3 separate regions of the Homo sapiens genome follow, and regions 1 and 3 are each linked to region 2. Evidence: chromatin contacts called from ENCODE Hi-C or POLR2A ChIA-PET data. All regions are on one chromosome and are shown on one strand. The core of a region is the stretch at or near the end of the contact, and the rest is flanking DNA. Distances in the headings are between cores, read along the strand shown. Region 1 overlaps PECR (peroxisomal trans-2-enoyl-CoA reductase). Region 2 holds the start of LINC01963 (long intergenic non-protein coding RNA 1963). Region 3 has its middle 4.0 kb from the start of MREG.

What was found. A loop is a pair of places that touch in the nucleus more often than their neighbours do. ChIA-PET counts read pairs that join two places held with the same protein, here RNA polymerase II (POLR2A). Pooled maps may share reads with other maps.
Region 1: a pooled map shows a loop between it and region 2 (2.9-fold over the local background). The contact joins the enhancer-like site here to the promoter of LINC01963 in region 2. A Hi-C loop is called at or near these places in 6 of 37 single-sample maps with no recorded cell type and 3 of 50 pooled maps. POLR2A ChIA-PET finds 5 or more read pairs at or near these places in 5 of 52 experiments (B cell, H1, OCI-LY7 and 2 more).
Region 3: a loop to region 2 is called in a pooled map, with 2.4 times the contacts of the local background. The contact joins the enhancer-like site here to the promoter of LINC01963 in region 2. A Hi-C loop is called at or near these places in 5 of 50 pooled maps. POLR2A ChIA-PET finds 5 or more read pairs at or near these places in 3 of 52 experiments (H1, activated CD4-positive, alpha-beta T cell and activated T-cell).

What each region holds. Positions count from the first base shown.
Region 1 is chr2:216,056,227-216,059,166 of GRCh38, forward strand. It overlaps PECR (peroxisomal trans-2-enoyl-CoA reductase), which reads right to left. Exons shown (of 8, transcript NM_018441.6): 4 at 2,669-2,750. Among named protein-coding and RNA genes, the nearest start is that of PECR, 24 kb to the right of the region's middle. RefSeq lists enhancers at 1,722-1,901, 1,962-2,021. Within about 2 kb of position 1,570, at least 9 of the 41 ENCODE cell types and tissues checked have a DNase peak (open chromatin) inside an H3K27ac peak, as active enhancers do; they include B cell, where a contact is called at or near this core.
Region 2 is chr2:216,215,503-216,218,358 of GRCh38, forward strand. LINC01963 (long intergenic non-protein coding RNA 1963) reads left to right here and starts at 1,387. Exons shown (of 1, transcript NR_037701.1): 1 at 1,387-2,856.
Region 3 is chr2:216,016,216-216,018,915 of GRCh38, forward strand. It overlaps a transcript of MREG not described here. Among named protein-coding and RNA genes, the nearest start is that of MREG, 4.0 kb to the left of the region's middle. Within about 2 kb of position 1,381, at least 3 of the 41 ENCODE cell types and tissues checked have a DNase peak (open chromatin) inside an H3K27ac peak, as active enhancers do.

The DNA.
Region 1 (2,940 bases), core at 320-2,819, 160 kb before region 2:
TGTCTCTTAAGAGAGCTAAAATTTAAAAAAAAGGAGTGCTCAATCTCTGACATTCATCCTCCTCTTCTATTGTAGAGGATACCTAAAGCCATGTCTTTCAAATTGTAAATTACAACACAATGCTAATAGTGAAATAAAATTAGCAAGTAATAAGCAGCAAGTGTAAAAAAAGAAAATACAACAGAGTAGACCACAATAAAATTGAAAATATCAGCCGGGTGTGGTGGCTCATGCCTGTAATCCCAGCACTTTGGGAGGCTGAGGCAGGTGGATCACCTGAGGTCAGGAGTTCGAGACCAGCCTGACCAACATGGTGAAACCCCGTCTCTACTAAAAATACAAAAAACTACTGGACGTGGTGGTGGGTGCCTACAACCCCAGCTACTCAGGAGGCTGAGGCATAAGAATCACTTGAACCCAGGAGGCAGAGGTTGCAGTGAGCCAAGATCGCCCCATTGCACTTCAGCCTGGGCAACAGGAGCAAAACTCCATCTCAGAAAAAAAAAAAAAAAAAAAGGAAAGAAAGAAAAATCAGAGTGCACAATACATAGTAAGAATGTTTGCTTCACGAATTTTGTTTTGCCTATAGACACATATACACATATGTGTTTACTAGGTCAAGATGTAAAATTTCTTACTATGAGTCATGGTCCAAAGTGTGAAGGCCACTGGAAAAGGAAACGATTCTTAAGAGAACAAAAGCAAGAAGTATCTGAAACACTTCTTTTCCATGTTAAAGACAAGCTGTGTTTTTTTTCTAGCCAACCGAATATCAGAAAAGCCAGTGATTTCATTTCAAAAATGTATTTTAAGAAAAGAAACTCTCATTACTTCTTACATATGCATGAAAGAGGACACATTTCACTCATAAAGGAACTACAACTTTTCTAAAGGGCAGTTTGGCAATATCTCTTAAAATTACAAAGGCATTTGGCTTTGGACTTAGCAATTATACCTCTTGCAATTTAGGCTACACACTATCTGATGTACAGAAAATGTTACTTACTGCAGGTGTTTAGTTTGGTTTTGGTAATAACAAAAGGTTGGAAACAACCCAAATGCTCACCAACTGGAAAATGGTTACACAAATCATTCCTTACTTATGGTTTATAAAAGTGGCATATTAGCCATAAAAAAATAAGAAGAAATCTCTTTAGACTCTGTTAAGAAAATATCTCCAGGATATTTGCTTCATTTGAGAACATCAAGATACAGAATAGTGTTTATAGCATCCTAAATTTGTGGTTAAAATGTAGGAAAAAGATATGCCCCCAAAACTATTAACACTAGTTGCCTGTGAGGATGGGAAATGCCAGAAAGAACCTACAATCTGAATTATTTCTTCCAAGATGCTAAAATAGGTAAATACATTTAGTAAAGAATAATGAGCAGGAAAAGAAGGTAGAGTGGTATCAATGGCCTGCACACCATTTTTTACTCTGTTTTTAGTAACATCACATTGATTTCCACTTGAGGAAGTACCTCTTGCCTGTTCTCAGTCCATGTCTGAGCGATGATGACCACAGTTCCTCATTCCTCAGGCTGACCATGCATAGCAGAGCAACCTCATTTCTACAGTTTTTGGTTAATGACTGAACACATAACCAGGCAGGGTCAGTTAATGAGTATCCTCTCTGGGACCTGCTGGCACCATTAATATTGTTTTTGCTGGCATGACTTGAGAGGCACTCTCTCACTGGAGAGTTAAGAACAGCTAGAGTGTTGACCTGTAACTCTTGCTAGTACTCGCCTTTTGCCACACCTAGAGACAGCCTGCCTGAGAATGTACGCAGACATGAAGAAAGCAAAACCAAAAGGAGAGGCAGCTTCCTGCTAACATTGTGGCTGAACCTAACATGCCCTTTCCGCAGTGGCTCTGCAGGTACCAGGATCCCCTCCAGGGCTTGCACGACGGCTGCGCTCTGCCCCCAGAGTTTCTCTTGCAGCAGATCTGGTGTGGGGCTGGATAATTTGCTGTGCTAACAACTTCTCCCAAGTGATGGGGATGTGGCTGGTCTGGAAGCCACTTTTGGAGAACCACTGCCCTAGATTTTTACTTAAGCCAAGTTGAATTTTATTTTTATCCTATACATGTTTGGGAGTTCTGCATAATCCAGGAAATGAGCAGGGTACTAAAATTTGCATAAAGGAGGCATGCTGTCTGTGTACAGAGTGGCTAATCAGAGGCACAAAACCTTAGAAACTTTTGGAGAAAAAATCCTGGATTATCTGTTAGGAGGAACAACTTAGCAGTCCTGTGTAAAATCAAGTAGCTATATTAATGGTATTCAAATCTAAATTAACACAGATTAGTTTCATTTCTATACTTTAACAAATAAGCTATTCCTAGACAGTGATGGCCAGTTTAGTCACATCGGGATTAGAGTTGCCCAAGAAAACACAAGACATCCAGTTTAATCTGAACATCAGACAAAAAACAAATACTATTTTCCCTTTCCTTGGTAAATCTGGCAGTCCGCATCTGGATGAAAATGTTTTAGAAGTACTTTGAATTTTAAGTTCAAATAAAATAAAATGTTAACTGTTAGAATCACAGCTCATTAAAGGTATTAATGATCTTGATTTAAGAAATGTTCCCTAACATGCTTCCCCCAATCAGAAGACAAAACTCAAAGACTTAGAAAGAAAACTATATAAAAACGCTTACACAGCTAATGGAAATCCAGCTTTAGTAGGGACAATGATATTGACGATAGATCCTCCATGCTCTTTCATCCAGGAGCTGTAAACTGCAGGATAGAGGCAAACTCAATCATTAAATTTTTAAAGTATCCTGGCCCTCCTGATACCTTGTTTCAGCACACTGCCTGTTTGATATGTTTTACACGTCCATTTACATTTCCTTATAAAAAGCCTGACTGAGGTAAAATTTATACATCATAAAATTCATCTACTTTAAGTGTGCAATGTAATGACTTT
Region 2 (2,856 bases), core at 137-2,636:
CATGCTAGATACAACACAACATAATACATGTTCATATACAAACATTTAAACACATACACACAAAGATCTTACAGCTTTTACTCTGGAACCTTAGCCATGAGATGGTAATACAGACTCACCACTTAACAAAAGACAGCTGGATCCAAATTATTTCTGACAAAATTGGGACCTGTTCACATGGCTAAACTTTATTTGTCCCAGTAGGTAATCCAATGAAGGCTATGGACCAAAGTCTTGGGAAAAGTAGTTTTCATGGCAGTTTTATTTTTAAAAACCTTTTACCCCTTTTTTTTTTCCTGAAGTTTCAAATGAGTTTTCAGTGTTTACATTTTAGCTACAATTGGCTGAACTGTAAAGAAAGCTCCAAGTAGCCTTGAATTAGTAGTATCATAAACAATGAGTTTTATCTTAACAGCAGTAGCTTAATAACAGCAAATTCAAAGCAGGCCGAAAACAAAAAAGAGATAGCTTTAGAAAACTCTACATTTTAATTGTATAGTTGCAGGTTGGGCATTTGAGCTCTGAATTTTCCTTGCTGTAATTTGCCCGTTCAGTTTTAAAATGTGCACAAGAACAGGCCACAATATGCAGCTAGCTGAAGTGCTGGAAAACCTGGCATGCCTTTGAACTTCTACAGGAGTTCCTGCCCCTAGTGGGTAAGTTACCTATTGCACTGACTTTATGAAGATATCTCTTCCAGTGCCCTTAGTGTGAGCATCCCCACAAACCTTATGAACCAGTTGAATCCAACCTGAATGCCTCTCCATAAGCCCGGAGCCCACAAATGCATTTTCTCCAGGGCCCTTGGATGGAGGGAATCAGGAAGGCCTCCTCCAAACCCAAGGCTAGGAGAGATGTTCCCTCCGGGGTCCAGGGAGGAGAACAGAAAGGACTGAGAAGAACTAGGAATGCCCTCCCAAACCCAAGGCCAGCAGGAGGGTCTCCTCCGGAGTTCCACAGATGGAGGAGGCCTAAAAGAAGAAATCAAGTCTGCAACCTAAAAGTGGGAGATCTTGGATTTTGATAGCACTTACCCAGATCCTTTCCCAGCATAGTCAGGAACAACTGGACTTTTTCAAAGGGACCTTGGCTGTACCTGGTGTCCTGGGTGACACAGGAAAAGGAATTCAGGGGCTGCTTCAGAATCCCATCTTTGCCAGATACGTTAACTTTAAAAAAAAAATCATAAGATACAAATTTAGAAAAATGGAGACACTATTTCTTAAGGGTGACAGCCTGCCAGGTGGCCATCCTGCAGGCCAGGAAGCACAGCCTCCTCCAGCAGAAGCCCAGAGACAGGCACCTCCAAGGAGGAGGGGTTGGGGTAGGAGTTTTATGCTTTTATGCTGAATGGGTTGGCTTAACACATATTCAACAGGTTACAGGAGGAGCTATGAATATTAATGAAAGTGGTCCTGATGCATGCATATTAAACATGCATCTTACATATGACACATGTTCACCTTGGGGTGGAGACTTAATATTTAAATATTGCAATCAGGCCCTATACATCAAAAGGTCTATTCAGGACATGAAGGCACTCAAGTATGCAATCTCTGTAAACCCGCTAGAACCAGTCATGGTCGGTGGGCTCCTTACCAGGAGAAAATTACCGAAATCACTCTTGTCCAATCAAAGCTGTAGTTATGGCTGGTGGAGTTCAGTTAGTCAGCATCTGGTGGAGCTGCAAGTGTTTTAGTATTGTTTATTTAGAGGCCAGTGCTTATTTAGCTGCTAGAGAAAAGGAAAACTTGTGGCAGTTAGAACATAGTTTATTCTTTTAAGTGTAGGGCTGCATGACTTAACCCTTGTTTGGCATGGCCTTAGGTCCTGTTTGTAATTTGGTATCTTGTTGCCACAAAGAGTGTGTTTGGTCAGTCTTATGACCTCTATTTTGACATTAATGCTGGTTGGTTGTGTCTAAACCATAAAAGGGAGGGGAGTATAATGAGGTGTGTCTGACCTCTTGTCCTGTCATGGCTGGGAACTCAGTTTCTAAGGTTTTTCTGGGGTCCTCTTTGCCAAGAGCGTTTCTATTCAGTTGGTGGAGGGGACTTAGGATTTTATTTTTAGTTTGCAGCCAGGGTCAGTACATTTCAGTCACCCCCGCCCAGCCCTCCTGATCCTCCTGTCATTCCTCACATCCTGTCATTGTCAGAGATTTTACAGATATAGAGCTGAATCATTTCCTGCCATCTCTTTTAACACACAGGCCTCCCAGATCTTTCTAACCCAGGACCTACTTGGAAAGGCATGCTGGGTCTCTTCCACAGACTTTAAGCTCTCCCTACACCAGAATTTAGGTGAGTGCTTTGAGGACATGAAGCTATTCCTCCCACCACCAGTAGCCTTGGGCTGGCCCACGCCAACTGTGGAGCTGGAGCGGGAGGGAGGAGTACAGACATGGAATTTTAATTCTGTAATCCAGGGCTTCAGTTATGTACAACATCCATGCCATTTGATGATTCCACCACTCCTTTTCCATCTCCCAGAAGCCTGCTTTTTAATGCCCGCTTAATATTATCAGAGCCGAGCCTGGAATCAAACTGCCTCTTTCAAAACCTGCCACTATATCCTGGCTTTGTGACCTCAGCCAAGTTGCTTGACTATTCTCAGTCTCAGTTTCTGCACCTGTCAAATAGGGTTTATGTTAACCTAACTTTCAGGGCTGTCAGGATTAAATGAGCATGAACCACATAAAATGTTTGGTGTATAGTAAGTGTACAGTAAATACTTCCATTATCAGTCCCTGCAATTCTATTTTTCTTCCTTCTCTACACAGCCCCTGTCTGGCTTTAAAATGTCCTGCCCTGCTTTTTATGAGTGGATACCCCCAGCCCTATGTGGATTAGCAAG
Region 3 (2,700 bases), core at 131-2,630, 200 kb before region 2:
CACTTGCACCTGGTGCCAAGATGGAGGCTGAGTGTGGTTTTACAAAGCACACTTCCTACTGGCTGGAAAATCCCCTGGTAAAAATGACTGTATTCTGAAATTGGATTTTGGATTTTGAGATAATCCACCTAGGTTCAAATAGAAAGTGGGTAAAGGAGGGTCCCAAAATGTGAACTCAGCTAGCAAGAAAATGAAAACTAGGGACTGACAGCTACTAGTAACTATTTGAGTTGGATTTGCTGAGAATGGAGAAATTGGAGCATTCAGCTCCTGGAAAATATAAGTGCTGTGCCCCATTACTAACTTTGATTTTTAAACATGTCACTTAATTTTTCTGAACCTCAGTTTTCTAATCTATGAAATAGAGGTGACAAGTCTTACCCTATTTAACACAGTTGTGAGACTCAAATGAGACAGTCTTAAAACCTTTATAAAGCCCTGAAGAAATATCAGAATTCAATATTATTAAACAAATTCAAATAATATAGGCCCGTTTGGGGAAATGTCAGCTCCAGCACTACTTGGCTTGCATATGACATTTGTACCTCTGCAATATACAGGCATCTTTTATGTGGTTTGTTTCAGACAGGATATTTATAGAAAGCCACAGAACTACATCTATTTAACAAACTTGATCAAGAGGTTAATGTCCTGCCTTGCTAAGGATCACATCAAATGTTTGCCAACTGTAACAGTTACTAACATTTTTAAAATTAATTTTAAGTTCTAAAACTTCTAAATGAAATAGTCTTCTAAAAAATTGGAATATTACAGCTCAGATTCCCTCTGTTGACTATCCACAACCTAATCCCCTTTCTACCTCCACCCTCCACATCCCCCCGGGTAACCATTATTATCAATATGGTACAAACCTTTTTCTGGACACATAAACACATATGTGTACTTGTGATGTAGCATCATTGTGTGTGCTGTTATTGTTAGTGAGTTTTGTTTTGTTTTGTTTATCTAAAAGGCGTGCAGCATCTATTTGCAAGCTTTTTCTATTTAATAATATGTCTTGGAGAGCAATCCTTGTTAGTATACTAATACTACCTCATTCTTATTAACTGATGTGAGTCTTCTGTTTACTAGGTTTTTAGGGATTTTTAGATCAGTTTTTCTTAGCATTCCTCTTCCCGGAATTTTAATGCCTTCACTATTTCCTTGATAAATTACAACTTTGATGGGAATAAAAACGTGACCAAACTCTCCAGTTTCACATTCAAATATGGTAGCTGAGATCACATTTTGACAATCCTATTTCAGATATCATTCACAGGGCAGCAGCAAGTTTCCCCTTTTTTAGAGTGGCGCTAGATGGTTCCTACTGCCTGAGTTGAAGCCAACACCGCCAACCACATGCAGCAGCATCTGACTTTTACCAAGAGCCCTCTGGGCACCTGATGTCCGGGAAGTAGGCAGTCCCCTGCCATCAGTGACTCACAGACCCATCAGCTGCTTGTTTCCAAGGCAGACCTGCTGGCTCCTATTTTCAGATTTCCCCATAGCAGGGGAAACTCTACAGTCTGGTTTGAAAACAACTAGTAGAATTTGGAGGCCCCTCTCTTTAAGAATTTTTTTACGACTTCTGGGAGTTAGAGGAAAAAGCACAGGCAGGGAGGAAAAATTAGAAATTCAAAACACTGAAGCTCCGCCCAGGCACGGTGGCTCATGCCTGTAATCCTAGCACTTTGAGAGGCCAAGGTGGGCGAATAACCTGAGGTCAGGAGTTTGAGACCAGCCTGGCCAACATGGTGAAACCCCATCTCTACTAAAAATACAAAAAAAAAAAAAAAAATTAGCCATGAGTGGTGGTGCATGCCTGTAATCCCAGCTACTCGGGAGGCTGAGGCAGGAGAATCACTTGAACCCAGGAGGCAGAGGTTGCAGTGAGCTGAGATCGCACCACTGCACTCCAGTCTGGGCGACAGAACGAGACTCCACCTCAAAAAAAAAATTAAGCTCCAATGCCACATCATGAACACATTCCACCAAAAAGTTGTGCTTAGACAACATAGCATGAGCTGGTATCATTCAGTTATTTGTTCTACAAAAATTTATTAAGTCAGGAACTGGGAATACAATGGTGAACTAGAATGTAGGGTCCATTCATGGAGGCAGGGATTTTGTTTTGTTCTTTGCAATATCCCCAACGCCTAGAACAGTGCAGACCTTGCCATACGACAACATCTAGAACAATGCACGCACATAGTGGGCACTTAACAAATGTGCTGAATAAACACAAGAAAACAGAAAAAGAGCTATTTAGTGTTGGCATGGAAGGTTATGTTTAATTCTGAGGAGTCTATTTATGAGCTGCCCACATCCAGCAGAGAAAAACGAACAAGTAGCGTCTTCCTTAAAGAAAAAATAGGGTTTCTGAAACAAACCAGTACTCTGAGCCAAGCATCATCACTCACCCCAAGTGATCCAAGATAGAGAAGCAACATGCCTCACCTCTCCAGAGAAGTCACATTAGGGAGTGGCATGACTAATGTTACCAAAGTAAAATCCGCCAAGGGTCCTTATAGAGTCTGTTGTTTCTACCTGTGTAGTATCCCTCACTCTGCCTTTTGGTAACAGTGTTTTGTTTTCCTTTGAAGAACATGCCCCCAATTCAATAGGCTGGCTATAACAATGAAGGTACCTTCCATCCCTCACCCCTAACCCTCAACAGGAAATGGACATGTGACCAAGAAA